Linked DNA regions of Homo sapiens: region 2 is linked to region 1. A link is a contact called in ENCODE Hi-C or POLR2A ChIA-PET data. All regions are on one chromosome and are shown on one strand. Each heading gives the region's core, a stretch centred on a gene start or an enhancer-like site at or near the end of the contact. The rest is flanking DNA. Distances are from core to core; before and after follow the strand shown.

Region 1 (3,831 bases), core at 505-3,004:
TTGGAAAAATATAGTTGTGTCATCTGTGGTTATATTAGTCCAGGTGTTATCATGACAGTTAAGTGGGGAAAAAAAACTTGTCCTGCATCTATATCAATGATGCTATTACATCATATGAAAACTGAAATCTTTCAATTTTGAGAAGAATTAAAGTTAATAATTGCCTCTGGATCAGGAAGAGCTTCACTAGTTACCCAAGCAAGTGATGAGTTTAACAGTTTGGTGGATTTTGAAATTTTAATTTAACTTGAATTTTATGTGTCATACTCTATTATCCTTTTTCAAGAGAAAACAGAATGCTATTATTCACAGCCTTGTTTTTTAACACAGAAAAATAAAAAAAGGAAAAATGCTTCAAATTTCACTTGACTTGCAAGACTAAAACTTCACAAACTAAAATGACAAATGTATGATTTGTAAAATACAGTTACAATTAGGTTTTTTTTTTCATAACAATCTGTGGTGAAATGTAACGGGAAAGCAGACACTTATTTTAAAGATGCAATTTTAAAAATAAAATTCAAAACTTAGGAAATAGAAAAGCACTCAAGTTTTAGCAGGGATTTTAAAATGTCATCTACAAACTACAAATACAGGTAATCAGTGACACCAAATAAAGTATTTTGAAAGAGTTAAGGTAATGTATATTTCAAAAAGCCGTTACCAGGCTTTCTGTAAGTCCCTTGCAAGAATTCCACTTTAAGCATTGTAGTCTCAAATATTATATCAGGCAAACCTAGGCATTTGCTATATTCTTTTTAAAAATTTAATGGCAGACATCACCCTAGGTTCCCTAACGTTTAAGGAGAACCTCTCCTTCTAATGATTCTCTCACACAGCTTATTGGAACAGGAGATTGTATTTACTAACTAGATCAGGAAATCTCAAACCATACAGAGGAAATCAGAAACCGGTCACTCACGGCTACCACAGTGACTGCTTCTGAGTGTGGTTCAAGCTCAGTCCAGGACAGGCAGATGAAAGGACAATCTTAAAGGTGACTCTGGAGAGCAAGTGAGACTGTAACCCCAAAACTTTCTAGGATAATTCATTTTCACTTCTACCCAGTCAAAACAACTATTGACATCATCACTGAAGTGCTTAAGTCTACCTGGAGGTGGCGTGGAGCAGAGTGAGCATTCCAGAGTCCCAGACAAGAGGAGATGTGCACGAAACACTATCTTCCTGTCAGACACCTGTGCCCACTGCCCCAAGCACTGCCCCTCTGGTCCTTCATCAGCCTTTGCGCTGTGTCCCTCCTGCTCCTGCAATGGGCCACAGCACAGAAGGAAAGAGTCCTCCGGAATGGGTGACTGTATAGAAAGCAATCGAATCTTTAATCACTTTTCCTACTTTACACTTCACGCAGTTCTTATTCCTATCCCTGCTTCATGCCTTTCCAAGAGAATGTTAGAGGCCTCTTTCAATTTTCATTTCTCAGTCTTTTCCCCATCCCGTTCAGTACCCTAAACTTCGTCAGTTATTTAAAATAACCTTTTACCCCCTCCTCCCCTTCCCAGGATGTTTCAACTTCTCTGGCTCTCTTCCCCATCCTTACCTCCTCCAATTCTTTCATCCTGGTCCTGGCCTCTTAAACCCGCCAGGGGCTGCCCTTTGCCTGTCTTTTCTCCTCCCATCCCTCTCTGAACCCTTTCACCTCATCCATTCCCTTGTCAGGCTCTCCAGATTCCCGGGCTGTTTGCTGGTGAGAAATCTTTGCTGCAGCGAGGACCGGAGTCCCCCGCGCGCAGCCCAGTGGCAGAAGAGGGCTAGGCTGAGAGGGAAGCCAGGACTGTAGGAGAGGGAGGCAGCCCGTCCTCCTCACGAACCTGCAAGGATGCGGCAGGGGCCTGGGGGCATGGGGAGGTACTAACCCCCCGGAGCCCCCGATTGGGGCTTGCAGACCTGGCCCGTGGGCGGATTTTCTGCCTAGCGCAGCCGAGAAGCAGAGGTGCCAGGAAAACCAAGAGAGGGGCGCTGGGGGTGCCCATCCCCAGAGTCGGTCCCTCTGCGAACCGAGGAAGAAAAGAGGAGGGAGTCAGCGAGTGGTCAGAAGGGAAAACCTGACACCAGACTGGCTCCGGAGCGTCCGGGAGACTGGGGCGCTCCGGTGAGCACCCAGGGGGTGAAGCCAGCCGAGCGGTGGGCGAGGGGCGTGCGGAGGGAGTGCGCGCTCGAGGAGGGGACGCCAGGAGGGCAGCGATGCTCCGGGCTGGTGCAGGCTTGCTGGGGGATGTCGGCTGATGCGAGCTGGAGAGCGCGTGTGGCGGCCGCGGCGCCAGTGTTTGTGTGTATGTGAGAAAGCAAGGGGCGAGCGCGAGTGCGAGTGAGGCAAAGATAGAGCGCATGTCTCATCCCTGCGAGCAGCCACTAGACGCTCCACCACCATCTTTTGCATGTGCAACATTTGCAGCCGGACAGAAAACCTCTCCCAGGGCTATGGAGACTGCGGGAAAAATCTGGCGGCTCGCGATGGATTGCTAAGGAGAACTAGTCATAATCTTAAACCACCGAAACCTCTTTCCTTTTTTTTCTTTCTTTTCTTTCTTTTCTTTTTTTTTTTTTTTTTTTGGTTGATTTTAATTTTAGCGCCATCGTCTTCAATGCTTCTCTGAACAGCCTTTAGGAAGAGTGCGAGAGAAAGAGAGAGAGCGCGCGCCAGGGAGAGGAGAAAAGAAGATGAGGATTATTTCCAGACAGATTGTCTTGTTATTTTCTGGATTTTGGGGACTCGCCATGGGAGCCTTTCCGAGCAGCGTGCAAATAGGTAAGGTGTGCTCCGATGGGGTGTGCATGTGGCTGGTTGTAGCAGATATCCGAAAGTGAGTTAAATGAGTTGCTGATAAGCAATTCAGGGAAACCTTCAGCAGTTCCCTTCCCCTCTGTTTCCCTCCTCTTCCTTTCTCTCCTTTGCAAAAAGACTTCCTCTTTAGTGCAGGTTCCGTTGGAATACACCCAGGGCAGCCCACCCATGCGTTCTCAGCCCATAGCCCTATTTCCACCTTTACCTATAGTCGCTTAAGTAGGATTGAAATAAGTTGGGGGAAAGTCTTCGGGGAATTTGGTTGTATTTTATATGATATTTATTTCCATCCCTTTCTCTAAAGCATAAAGTGATGTCGAGTTTGTTTAAAAAAGAAAAAAAAAATCCACTTCTTCCCATTCTGGACGCCGCAGCTTTCTTGCTATTACAGAAAGACACTGTTTGAGGAAAAAGACATTTCCACCCGCACGCCCTGCCGTTTCTTGCTACCAGTTAGCAGATTCCAAAGTTAGATCCCTTTCCTGGAAGCTTCTCCCCTTTTATTTTGTTTTCTTCTTGAAGCTTTTGCCCTTATTTCTCTACCTCGACTCTGTTTCCAGGGACACCCTCCATCCTTGGCTTTTCTTGCTATTCTCCTCTACTGTCTTTTAATGGGACGCAGCTATTGAATTTCTTCCAGCTAAGCCCAGCCTCAACACTGCATCATTTCTCGTGGACTGTGCATAAAACGGAGTTAATTAGGCTGAGTCCACGAGCTGGAGGAAAATAAAGTTCATTTCTTCTTTCTGATTTCCCTCTTCCCTGTGTGGCACTATATCCCTTCATTTCCGTATTTTAATGTAAATCTCTTTTCCGCTCATCTGCATGCATCTTAGAGAGAGCTGCCCTGAGGTGGCTGATGTAGCAGTGTGCTGGGAATCAGGGGGAGGGCAAGGGAGAGAAAGGAACATTCACTAAATGGTCTCAGAGGTCATTGTGAGCAAGACACATTAGGACAAGAAAAAGCTGAGCTGCTCTAAAGACTAAATACTAAGCATGCACCTTAGGGACAAAGGGCAGTCTCCCTA
Region 2 (3,831 bases), core at 498-2,997, 370 kb before region 1:
CATAGTATATAAAGGAAAGTGAGATAGGCTGACAGCACTCAGGAACGGACCCCAGGTACTTTGAGCTAGGGAAAAGCATGAAGACAAATGGGCCATCTATGTCTTCTTGAAGATTATCAGAACCACGTTCTACCAGAATTACTAATGTTCTTGCTAGGTCAAATAGCAAATCACTCTTAGAATAATGACTAAAACTTATTTCGTAATTGGTAGAGTCTCTTTAAGATTGTTCTGCTAGATTTTCTTTGGTAGAAAGAAAAGTCATTTTAATATAAATATAGATCAAACTTGGCAAATTAAAGATCAGACTCTGTAAACACAGAACATAAGGAAAAATATGCTACTACTTTATTCATTGTAAATTTTTATTCATTTGTTCATTCATTCATTCATTAGAGATAGAGTCTCACTCTGTCTCCCAGACTGGAGTGCAGTTGCAGGATCATGGCTCAATGTAATCTCCAACTCCAGGGCTCAAGCAATCCTCCCACCTCAATCTCCCGAAGTAGCTGGGACTACAGGCATGAGCCACAGCACCAGGCTAATTTTCGTATTTTTTGTACAGATGCGATCTCACTACATTGTCCAGGCTGGTCTCCAAGTCCTGGCCTCAAGCAAACCTCTTGCTTTGGCCTCCCAAAGTGCTGGGATTTCAGGCATGAGCCACCACACCTGGCCTATTTTTAATTTTGTAAATCACAAAAATCAATTGGTGACTAGGAAGTCAATTAATGGTTTAGAAAACTACAGCCTGGTGGAAACAGCAACAATTAATGTTTATTTGTAAGATCGTATTTTATAGGCTAAATTACAGTTGAATTCCAACTAGATATATATCCTCTCTCACATTTGAAAGTAATTGGCAGCACTGTACAAAGTCCTAACAATGAATTCAAAGGAGAAAGTTATTTTTCGTAACATGTACATAACATGTAAAAGAGCAAAATATCATTGGCTTTTCTACTGATGTGCTTCTTCTGCATATGGAAAATTAAATTATTTTGTATGGTATATCTGACTCTATATATGTGTGTATAGAATCAGATATTAAAAATATACTTTCCAGGTAATATAATATACACAATTTATTGTGATGCTGTTTAAATAACCAAATGCTCTCTTGTTAGGAGATGTCTAAAAGACTGGAAATAATTGAGCTGACTTTTCTAAACCAGAATAGCTAAGCTAGAATTGATTATATTCATGCTCTGAAAATTCTGATTTGCTAGAATCCATTTACTGTAACAAATTGAAGAAACCTAGTTTTTAGGTCATATATTGTTCATGACAAAATTGCATAGGAAATTTATAGATTTGTTCTGTCTAATACATTATGGACACATAATGTACCTTTTTGTGGACAGAAATGTCAATCATGGTACTTACGATAATAGAGTTAGTTGTATTTTTGTAGTTGTATATATTCTGACAGCATTAAAATATCCTGAAAATAAATTCAGTAGCTTCAGCATTAGGCTAGATATACCCTTCAGCTGTCATAGGGACTCAGAGAGAGAGGGAAAAAGGCAAAATATATTAATGTTTTCACTCTTTCTTCACAGTAAAAACTGTCAATATTATTTTTACTTTATGTACAGAGTTTTGAAACATTAAATGTAAAAGTAAGTTAAATTTAATAGATTGTATGAAAATATTTTTACGTCATCCCTAGGACAAGTAAACAAAGGCTGCAGATTGATGTAAAAATAATTCCCTTGTTCTGACTAATACACTCACGCACGCATGCATTTCCTTCCAGTCACCACAGCTAGCTGACCTTAGGAAACTCAAGTAATGACAAACTAAAATTAGTAACCACATGTCCTTTGCCTAAAGCAAGCCACAGCTGAAGGATGAAAAACTAGAGACAGAGAGAAACTCACTGTAACTTGAAATTGTGTCTAGTACCTCAGTTGTATATTCATTCTAAGCATTAGGTTTTGCTAATGTATAATCTTATCAACAGAATCATAAGGCTGAAATAAATATTGAGAGATCAAAAAAGTCTATATCCATTTCTACAGGTGGGACAGTTTAGAAATATTATAGACAGTTATAATGATAGGAAACTGCTGAATATTGCCTGAGCTCCTTGAATGCAAATTTTCTTCTGTGCAAAGCTATAAGTGACTCAGTAATCACTACAGAAAACTTCAAAATCTCATGAAAAATATGAACCATGTGAGAAATGGTTGTATTCCTGATAAATATTTTAGGCTTTGTCCCTGTATAGCCAGCTAAATGGGAAGCTCCAAAGTGGATTTTCTCTGACTCAAACCAGAAAACAGAATCCAGTAGAACTCAACTAAAAGCCAAGTTTCAGGTCTATTACTGTTTCATTGGTTTATTTTGTCAGCATCCACTTTTCTTTAGTTTATCTTTTACACAAAGCAATTTTAAAATTTATCTTTTTAACAGGAAAAGATGGTGGCCACATACCACTTAATTTGTTGTTTCATTTTGTTTTGTCCTTGCCTTATATTTTGTCATTTAAAAAATAATTCACCTGTTTTGCTTTCATACCAGTTTCTAATGATACCATTAATAATAATAGGAGTATTAATAGAGATGATATTTATCACCTTCACTTTGTGTGTCATGCTCTCTGCTAAAGTGTTTATACCATTGGGTTCAAACTTTGAACCTGAAAATCACCTGGGGAGCTTTGAAAAATCCCAAAGCCTGAGTTACACTTCATACCAATGAAACAGAATGCACAGGGGTTGGAAGCCAGACATCAGTATTTCTTGGAAACTACTTTTTTATCCCACAGAAACCTTTGAAATAGTGTAATTATGGTGGCTGTCTGTGGTAGTTAAGCATACCTTGTCTGGTAAACTGGCATTGGTTCCAAACTCCATTGTTTATGAGGTCTGTCACGTTCGATACTACTTTATTTCACTGTACCTCTTTTTTTCATTTGTAAAATGAGAAAAATAATTAGTCGCTACCTTACCGTGTTGGTAGGAGGTTTACTTAATGCAGATAAACTTCTAAGATGACCATAGTTATTACTCTACACCCATTCAGTAAGTGAAAACAATAAATCACAGAAAGTTGAGCAACTTGCTAAAATGTGCACAAATAAATGTTCCACAAAGCCTGAATGAATGCAGTCCAACCATGTATAGTTTAGATAGCAATTATTTCTTCCAAATGTACAGTTCCCACTGCCTTGATCTGTTTAAAATAGTGTAATCCAAGAGGTTAGCTGAAGAGTTTGGTTAAAACACCCAAGGGCATGTAGTTGTATAGATCTAGCTTCGGTGCCTTCTACCAGCTGCCTGTGGAGTTACCTACTTGCTTCTTGCTTCTTGTAAAAACAACTCAACCACATAGATTTAAATTACAAGCATTCAGGAAATATAATTCATTTTGTTAACTAGACTTTAATCCTGCTTATCCTCTGTGAAGAATGGATGCTAATTATAAAGTCTGTGGCATTCTTATCTTATATTCACTGTGGCATATCAGTGTCTTTAGTTTTCAAATAGATAAGGAAAATTAGCTTCCTTGAATATAAGACTGCAAGGAAGGTGTCGTCTATTTCTAAGAGTGCAGAATCACTGGAATAGATTTTTTAAAATTCTAATTGCTGGTCTTTACACTTTTTTTTTCATCTTTCAGGGACAGTGGCAGAAATTTCTCTGATAAAAGTCTAAGTCCTTTGACCTCGTAAAAATTTGCAATATAATAGAAAGGTAGACAAATAAATGGAAGTAGGAGGCTTTAAAGTAAAACCGATCCGACATGGGATTTAATCCCATGTTTAATCCCATTTTCAGAATTTCCTAGCCATGTGACCTTGTACAAGATTCTTAATTTCTCAAA

What was found. A loop is a pair of places that touch in the nucleus more often than their neighbours do. ChIA-PET counts read pairs that join two places held with the same protein, here RNA polymerase II (POLR2A).
Region 2: a loop to region 1 is called in a map of endothelial cell of umbilical vein, with 2.1 times the contacts of the local background. The contact joins the enhancer-like site here to the promoter of GRIA4 in region 1. A Hi-C loop is called at or near these places in 1 of 168 maps with a recorded cell type or tissue (endothelial cell of umbilical vein). POLR2A ChIA-PET finds 5 or more read pairs at or near these places in 1 of 52 experiments (PC-9).

The regions. Positions count from the first base shown.
Region 1 is chr11:105,608,319-105,612,149 of GRCh38, forward strand. It overlaps GRIA4 (glutamate ionotropic receptor AMPA type subunit 4), which reads left to right and starts at 1,755. Exons shown (of 17, transcript NM_000829.4): 1 at 1,755-2,110; 2 at 2,590-2,767. The coding sequence starts at 2,680. RefSeq lists a silencer at 2,731-2,931.
Region 2 is chr11:105,242,869-105,246,699 of GRCh38, forward strand. All of the region lies in intron 4 of LOC105369468 (a long non-coding RNA gene), which reads right to left. Among named protein-coding and RNA genes, the nearest start is that of CARD18, 110 kb to the left of the region's middle. Within about 2 kb of position 1,748, at least 2 of the 41 ENCODE cell types and tissues checked have a DNase peak (open chromatin) inside an H3K27ac peak, as active enhancers do; they include endothelial cell of umbilical vein, where a contact is called at or near this core.